Linked DNA regions of Homo sapiens: region 1 is linked to region 2. A link is an interaction called in ENCODE POLR2A ChIA-PET data of the cell type or tissue named here. Cell type or tissue: Panc1. All regions are shown on one strand. Links, peaks and the distances in the headings refer to the core of each region. The heading gives the core; the rest is flanking DNA.

Region 1 (4,400 bases), core at 259-4,258, 140 kb before region 2:
ATGAAATGTTGCAGACATCCAGATGATATTAAAAAAGGAAGCAAACTTTGTTTGAACTCTGTAGCTGTTAGATTAGATTATCCCCCTTTGTCTGTACTCTACTGCTGTTCCCAATTTAACACCTGTAAATTGGCATGGAAATTGTATATAAAATGTACATTTCATATTGCAAAGGTAGGAAGTTCAAATTGTGTGAGAGTCAGAATTGTATTAGAAATTCTTCAGCTCATGCCCTTCCCCAGCCTTGAAAATGTGGGCAATCCATTTTCTACTAATATCGTTTCTTTTTTGTATCTCATAGTGTTTGGCAATAGTCAACAAAGGTGGTCTGGAGAGCCCAGTGGCATTGGTGGGACCATAAGCCATGGTGAAGAGATGGAACAGATTGAGTTTGGACTTAACAGTCTTCTAATTCCCTATTTAAAATCAAGTTCTCGCTCTTAGGAATTCTCCATGTTTCTGTTGAACAAAGGGACAAATTGGATCAGCCCCCTGGGAGCTCCAGTGATTCTGGACTCTTGAGATAAATGGTCGGCCAGGTCAGGGAAGGTGGGGCTGGCTTCTCTAAAGTAAGTAGGTGGAGTCTCCCGGGCTGTGCTTTAAATGCCGCATTATATTAGCTTTCTTCTTTCCACAGATGGACTTGTTGATTCACTGCTAAAAGAGTCAAAAAGCTAAGGTGCCAATCAGAGAAATTATTTCCCAAGGGCACTTATATACAGATCCTTCCAAAATATTTCAGGAACTGGGGCTTTCCAGCAGGAGTGGTGAGACTTTGAAATCATTCTTGCCAATGTGCCTTTGCTCTTTTCTACTTTCTTGCCTGATCTCTCTCTCTCTCTCTCTCTCTCTCGTTTGTTAAGATGCAGGAGTACGGAATCAGATGCCCACAAAGTGCAGAGACATGTTTCTGAGTGTTACCGGGAGCCAGCCAGGCAGAGCTGCAGTGTGGGAGCCCGGCCTCAGAACGGGACACCCCACCATCGATCAGGAGACTGGCTTCTGCCCATCTGCTCTTTAAGCCTGTGTCTCAGATGGTGTGAAATAGGGATCACCCTGAGAGAAAGCTGTCACTGCAAGATTCCGGGATACACTGCCTTCATTTTTATAAATGCATGCAATTAGCTATGACTTTTAAATTGGCACCATGGTGAACAAGCATGTCTCAAGCATACATGCCAAGTATTACAAGCCGTTTTTCAATGGCTTCAACTTCCTCAGCTCCAAAACCTTGGATCTCACTCCAACTCAGCATCTACTATTATGTTCTGTGTCTCCATTATATTAGATTTGCAGGAGGTTAACGAGAAGCACAGCACATAATTCACATGAATAGGCTTTGAAACCTAAGTGTGATGAAAAGTATTATTATTACTGTTATGCAAAGTCCTTGCAGCAAAAATTACATTATCCTTTTTCCAAATATATTGTGAACCTATTGCTGCGCTAGAATTCAGATCTAGGCTTTCTTAAAACTCCATTTGTGATGCTTGCACTTACTTCATAAACTTCCTTGGGTATGAAAACACTTAAGTTTTCTTTTCTCCCCAATGCCCCAGGCAGTTGACAGGTGGATAATGACATCAACAGGCAGGTGGCCATCAAAGACTCAGGGTAGGTGTGTTTTTGTGAGACCCCAGGTGGTTGATTTCTGTATGATACCTCTCCATAAATGTGAATTTCCTATTCTTTATTTCTTAATCTTAATAAATCACTATTTAAATAACAAAACTTAACATTCAATCGTTATTTTAAAGATGACTTTTTAAAATAACTCAAAGAGACAAAGGCAAAAATTCCAACTAATTTGCGTCTTTTCCCCATTTTTCTGCCATATGTACAACTTCCAGTTCAAGGCTCACTTTCCTCTGGCATTTGTTGCATCTGTTTGAGCTTCCCAATAGCATCTCTCACGATCAGCTCAACTCCGATTCGGCGGCTATAGAATGGTCAAGGGCTGTACATGGCTTTAGCTATTCACCTGGAAGGTCTTTGGTGACTGGGTGTTGATTTGCACCTCCACAGACGTGTGGTAGGAGAGACGCAAGGAAGAAACTGACAAGGGGATCCCGCTGGAGCAGTCCTCCGCTGTCCAGTTAAGAAGTGGTCATTTCCACTCCGTTCTTATGAGTTCCCACCACCTGTTAGTTCCTTAACGTTGCTAGGTAGCCCTAGGGGGCAGCCGGATTTGTGTATTAAGCTCATTTATTTGTGCCTTTACTGTCGGCAACAACCTGAACCCACAAACTACTTCACAAAGAAAAGTCTGAGCAAAATGTAGACAACTCTTAGGACAGGTCTTTGCCATCATTTGATCACACCGTCTATCAACCGATGCTAATCTTCAAGTGTCACCTGGTCTTCCAGGGCAGGTTCCGGTAACGCAGTACAGCTTTGGCATAACTTCAGAACAAGAAATCCCAGTGGATCGTAGCTATCTACTTATAAATTATAATTTTCCCCTATGTAGAAGAAAATATTCAAGACCTATATAATTCACATACTTAGAAAAGAAAACAACTTATTTTTTTCCCTCTCTCAAATTGCCTGGAGGTAAAAAAAAAATGCTAAACGGATAATATCTTTCAACACTGAATTGATTTCTCAGCTTAATTTAAGCAAAGAAATTATGTGCCAGATGGCATAATCAACATGTTCTGTTGAAAGATTGCAATTTTATTCTTATAAGAAAAAATAAGCATTTTTCCACGTGGTCTACTCAGCAGGGAAGAAAGTTTATATATGCTGGCTCTAACAATGCCATCTTTGACGAGGAAAAAGACAATAGCTTTGAATGTATTAACTGATCTGTTTTGAAAGCAGAAATGGTACTTTGTTTTATTCTGCCAAAAGTATTACATAAGACCTATGGTAAGTAACTGGAAAAAGAACTATTAAAATGAATAGTCATGAATATAGTAAAATTTATCTTTGCACAGTTGGGCATTTTAAAGATTTTCTGAAGTGTATTTTATTTCTAATCATGAAATAACTGTATTCATTCAATATCCTGAACCACGGTGCTATAAAATCTGAATATGCCCTTGGCTCCCTCCTCCCAGGGAGGTCATTAAAAGATTTGCCTATCTTGGGGGAGATGGGAACTGCCTGTTTTCACAACTCATTCCATTTTTATGTGACATCTCTATTCCCTACACTTCCATAAAGCACTTTGCTAAGAAACTCGGCCATGAGCTAAAGAGAAAAGCATGATGTTTATAAGAAGGAAGAGTCCAAACAGCATTTGAGCACTCAGAGCTGCAAGGAGGGATGAGGAAAGGGGATGAGGGAAGGGGAGAGAAGGAAGGAGGAGGGCAGAAGAGAGGAGAGGGAACCACCAGATCACAGAGGAAGAAAAGCACAGGTAAAATAATTAGTGACCTTGCTTCTGAAAAATGAGCCCAGGCACGGTGGCTCATGCCTGTAATCCCAGCACTTCGGGAGGCTGAAGCGGGAGGATTGCTTGAGCCCGGGAGTTTTGAGACCAGCCTGGGCAACATAATGAGACCTCATCTCTACAAAATATTTTTTTTTAAGTAGCCAGACACACACTGGTGGTCTCAGCTACTTGGAAGGCCGAAGTGGAGAGACTGCTTGAGCCCAGGAGGTTGAGGCTGCAGTGAGCCTAGAGGGAACCACTGCACTCCGGCCTGAGCAACAGAGCCAGACCCTGTCTCAAAACAAAAAAAGAAGGAGAAGGCCGCCTTGCCTATGACAGGTAAATTATAGATAGAAAATATGGGGATCTCTCTGACGACTTTAGAACAATTTTTGTTTTTTAAAGACAAGGTTTCGCTCTGTCACCCAGGCTGGAGTGCAGTGGCATGATCATAGATCACGGGACTCACTGCAGTCTCAACCTCCAGGTTTAAGTGATCCTCCCACCTCAGCCTCACAAGTAGCTGGTACTACAGACACGTGCCACCATCCCTGGCTAATTTTCTTTTTTAACTTTTATTTTAGGTTCAGGAATACATGTACAGGTTTGTTATATAGGTAAACCCATGTCACGAGGGTTTGTTGTACAGATTATTTCATCATGCCAGTACTAAGCCTAATACCCAACAGTTATTTTTTCTGCTCCTCTCCCTCCTCTCACCCTCTACCCTCAAGTAGGCCCCAGTGTGTGTTGTTCTCCTCTTTGTGTCCATTGGTTCTCTTTATTCAGCTCTTACTTATCGGTGAGAACATGTAGTATTCGGTTTTCTGTTCCTGAATTAGTTTGCGAAGAATAATGACCTCCAGCTCCATCCATGCTCCTGCAAAGCATACGATTTCATTCTTTTTAATGGCTGAATAGTATTCCATGGTGTATATCTACCACTTAAAATGTGGTAGACTGGTCTGCCATTCACGGGCATTTAGGTTGATTCCATGTCTTTGCTATTGTGAATAGTGAT
Region 2 (4,400 bases), core at 269-4,268:
CACGCCTGTAATCCCAACACTTTGGGAGGCCGAGGCGGGCGGATCACAAGGTCAGGAGTTCAACACCAGCCTGGCCAACATAGTGAAACCCTGTCTCTACTAAAAATACAAAAATTAGCCAGGTATGGTGGTATAGCCAGGTATAGGCCCAGCTACTCAGGAGGCTGAGGCAGGAGAATCACTTGAACCCAGGAGGCAGAGGTTATGGTAAGCCGAGATCGTACCACTGCACTCCAGCCTGGGCAACAGAGTGAGACTCACTCCATCTCAAAAAATAAAAAAGTGGAAACAATTCCTTACAACTCTTTGAACTTTACAGTTTTAATGACAATACAATATAAATGTCTTAAATTCACATTTTATTTTTTCTTTTGACATTCAGAACATGCTTAACTGTTCCCTCTGTCATTGTCAGTAAACACTGCTAATCTAAATGTAGGTAATTCTAGCACATGAGAGGCTTTTAACTGGAAAATTGGGGTGGTTTTTTGAACTTAGGTCAGAAGCGATTTTCACTATTAAATTTTGGAAAATCCCACTTATATTTAAAAGCAGAAAGGATAATGTAACAATACCCCATGTACTCACGCTGACTTCAGCAGTTACCAACTCATAGCCAATCTCATTTTATCAGCTCATAGCCAGTCTTACCTGCTTCTCTCCCCTCCCTCACCCTGGATTATTCTAAAACAGATCACATCATTTTATCCATAATTAATTCAGTATGTAATTCTTAGAAATAAGGATTCTTTTTAAAAACTGTAGCCAAAATACCATGACCATTACCTAAAATATGAATATTTTTTAAATATGAAATACTCCAGTTTCAAATTCAGAAAGTTTAATTTCTTCAGTATCTTTCTGAGTGCATCGATAGCATTGCCCTTGAGCTGATACTCAGTGCACAGGCAAATGGTAAATGAAATGCGGCACAGACGCGGACAGAACGTTTCCTCGGATGGAAGGAGGATTCGCCATTAGTGAAATAGAGTGTGCTTTGGCCAGTTTGCATGTCGGTGTTTTTCTGTATGTGATCATTTCTATATGTGTATGTCATTGCACACATGTTAACTTTAATATACACATATCTATGGCCGGGCGCGGTGGCTCACGCCTGTAATCCCAGCACTTTGGGAGGCTGAGGCTGGCGGACCATGAGGTCAGGAGATCGAGACCATCCTGGCTAACACAGTGAAACCCCGTCTCTACTAAAAATACAAAAAATTAGCCGGACATGGTGGCATTTGCCTGTAGTCCCAGCTACTTGGGAGGCTGGGGCAGGAGAATGGCAGGAACCTGGGAGGCGGAGCTTGCACTGAGCCCAGATTGTGCCACTGCACTCCAGCCTGGGCGACAGAGCAAGACTCCGTCTCAAAAAAAAAAAAAATACACATATCTACATTTACATCTACAGGTAATGTCATATCTATGTTTGTGTATGTGTGCGTGTGTTTATATAAAATATTTGCCTTAATTATAAGTTTGCTGGGAATACACACAAATTTTCTTTTGTGTGATCTACAACTGTTGTTGACTAGGGACCCTTGGTGGATGTTTTATTATTGTCCTAATTATATATAATATAAATGTAAGGTAATATGGGGGAATGCCTACTAAATATTGTTTGGAATTTCCTTTGAGCATCCTCTCATAATTGTGACATTTTAGATGTGGAAGAAATCTGGGAAACTGTCTAGTTTTGTGGATGCCTTTAGCTCTATTTCGCATGTGACAAAGGTGTCTCAGAGAAGCCACAGGACAGACCCACGTCCTCCGTATCCTGAGTAGGGGTGGGACTAGTGGGTGTCCAGACACGTCCTCCGTATCCTGAGCAGGGGTGGGACTAGTGGGTGTCCAGGTCACTCCCCCTCTCACCTGATCACACTCCCTCCAGACCAGTGAGTTATGGAATAGGTTACTGAACACCTCCCTCTGAGTTACATTGTTGGAGCAAATATTGCATCAAACAGGATTTCTCAATGTGATGTCAGAGCAGGTGAGCGTTCCCCTGGTAAGGGAAGGCTGGCTGGTATTTGGGGATTCATGAAGAGCTGCACCTGAAACTAGCCAAGCTCGATGAAGTGCTTCTGGTCTTTATTACTTTTATGCTATTTTGCTATACATAGGTGAATTCTATTAAGGAAATTTTACACAGACCTCATCACTCACTTCTAAAATTATATGTGCAATGTAAATAAATGCTCTGAGAATGAGCAAGTTAAGAAAATGGAGGTGAGTGAGAGAGCATCCAGTCCCTTAGGAGGGATCCTGGGAAATGTAAGGCTGTCCCTGGGAAGGCCCGCAGTGCCCCCATCAGAGCCAAAGGAACTCATGGCACATACATTGGATGTAAAGCTTCAGAGCCGGCAGCCTGCAGCGGATGCCACCTCTCTCTTGACTCGAGTGTGTCTGGTTATTTTCTGATGCCCGGGGCTCGGTGACAGAGTACTTACTTGTTTGCTTGGCACCTGCTGTTTCCTTGAATTGATTATAGCTGTCTACTGAAGGCTAGAGCATTTGAAAACACAATTACTACCGTAAGAAATTGCTTACAAATGATCTGCGGTAAAAGGACTGCCTACATTTTATCTGGTACTTTGTTATAAAGCTACATTGTTTTTATGCGGGTTTTCTCAGGAGCCTGCTTTTAAAATGAAAGCTTACTACATTCCAATATAAAGAAAACAAGTTTTAAGTAGTTCCTTTATTATAATATCTGTACTTAGACTACTAACACTGTAAAGTTGTTTAGGTAAATCCACTAGCAGAACAATGGATAAGAAGAAGAATAGCTTTGTGAAATGAAATGCAATTTTAAATGGATAGACTATAAATATTTCAAACGGAAAAATAATTCTTGATGTCTGTTTAAAGTAAATGTGGTCTTTGTGCATGAATCTAAGAAATCTAACATATAAATATTTTTTTAAGTCTGCTTTTTTAAAGCAAAGACTTTTGCTTTTCACTTTGGTGGTTTGGGAAAAAAATGTTAATTGTATGTAGCCCTGTGGTATTCAGAGAAAATGTTATGAGCAAAGATGGTGACAGATTTTCAGAGACAGCAGTCCTACATACAAAGCTACCTTTTTCCGAGAAAGCTCCTTTTGTAGATGAAGCATTTGGCAGCAGAGTTTGCCGTACAGTTGATAATTCTATGAGTCCTGCATTAGATCCTTGTCTGGACTCGTTTTTGTAGTAATAATATACACTGGTGCTAGCAGATGGTGCCCTTCGGAGTATAACACGAGGCCAGGACAGGAGCTCACCCTTGCACCTCACACACCTGGTCCTTTACCCCCAAACGCTCCACATGCCTCTTGCATCCTCTAACTCTGTAGCCCAAATGTGATCATTTAGGTTTTTCTAAGGGTGGAAAAAGATGGGAAAAACAAGAGCAAAACTAAGGTTAATATTTTAAAAACTCATCTTGAAACCTTCTAAATACTGATGGAAGAGTTTATGGTGTTTGTCCAGCCTGAACAGGTTAACCATTTTGCTTCTCTTCCCCTATGTTCAAAGCAGCCTTGTGTTCTGAATTGTTATACATGTTAAACTTTTACTACCTTATTAAGAAGTGTCACCCGTCTCTTAAAATTCCTGTGAAATAGGTCCAAAATTAGACTGCGTCTTCAGAGGTTTCCTGCCAGGAAAAGCCTTTGGTTAACCCCCTACTGACATTCACAAACAGGATTTTTAAAGGTGGTCTTCAAAGGTGTTTTTTTCTTTGTTCTGAATGTGAGTTAAAATATATGCTGGCTATGTCTGATAACTTAAGGGAGAAGGCATCAGGCTACTCATAGAGAAAGTGTTACCTTCTTTCAGAGATGCACTTAATTAGAACTTCTAAAAGGACATCATTAGAATTAGGGTTCAGTAGGCAACATTTAGAACATGGCCACACTGTTAAGTAAGCAGTAAGTTCTCGAGAATAGCCGCAGAGCAGAAGAAAAGACATTTATACCTGGCTCAGGTTCTCTTTGAAAACTTAGAGATGGTATGTTCCATCTGAGTGGTTTATTTCGAGTCTTCACAGTGGTGGAGCTATTATAGAAAGAAAACTGAATAACAGGCTGTGCTAAACATCTACCCTTTTAATAATTTCTGACACTCACTAGAGTATTAATTACTTGCTGAAAGAAATAAAAACATTTATGTTACTCCAAGAACCTTAAGATACACAAAGTCCATATTTTCAGTACAAGCTCATAACATACATGCATAAATCATAGTATTACAATTTATGATTTTGAATTTACATAGTATAAACTGTTATATCTTGCTATTTTAAAAAATACAGCTAGGACCTTTACGTACATATTTTATATCATTTTTACAAATATTATTGGGGTTAATATTACATATAATTCTGGTATTACCATAATGCAGGGTCAGGTAGACTT

What was found. ChIA-PET counts read pairs that join two places held together with the same protein. Peaks named below come from ENCODE experiments on the same cell type or tissue, not always from the same donor. Only the 100,000 strongest peaks of a DNase experiment are listed, where the experiment ranks them.
Region 1: POLR2A ChIA-PET joins it to region 2 with 7 read pairs; 2 of 35 experiments call an interaction of 5 or more read pairs at or near these places.

What each region holds. Positions count from the first base shown.
Region 1 is chr6:726,383-730,782 of GRCh38, reverse strand. LOC105374873 (a long non-coding RNA gene) reads left to right here. Exons shown (of 3, transcript XR_001743915.2): 3 at 864-2,947. Among named protein-coding and RNA genes, the nearest start is that of EXOC2, 35 kb to the right of the region's middle. In Panc1, for the core only: no CTCF peak of the experiment used is centred there; no DNase peak of the experiment used is centred there; H3K27me3 peaks cover 2,580 bases.
Region 2 is chr6:584,236-588,635 of GRCh38, reverse strand. All of the region lies in intron 11 of EXOC2 (exocyst complex component 2), which reads left to right. Among named protein-coding and RNA genes, the nearest start is that of HUS1B, 71 kb to the left of the region's middle. In Panc1, for the core only: no CTCF peak of the experiment used is centred there; a DNase peak (open chromatin) is centred at 1,915.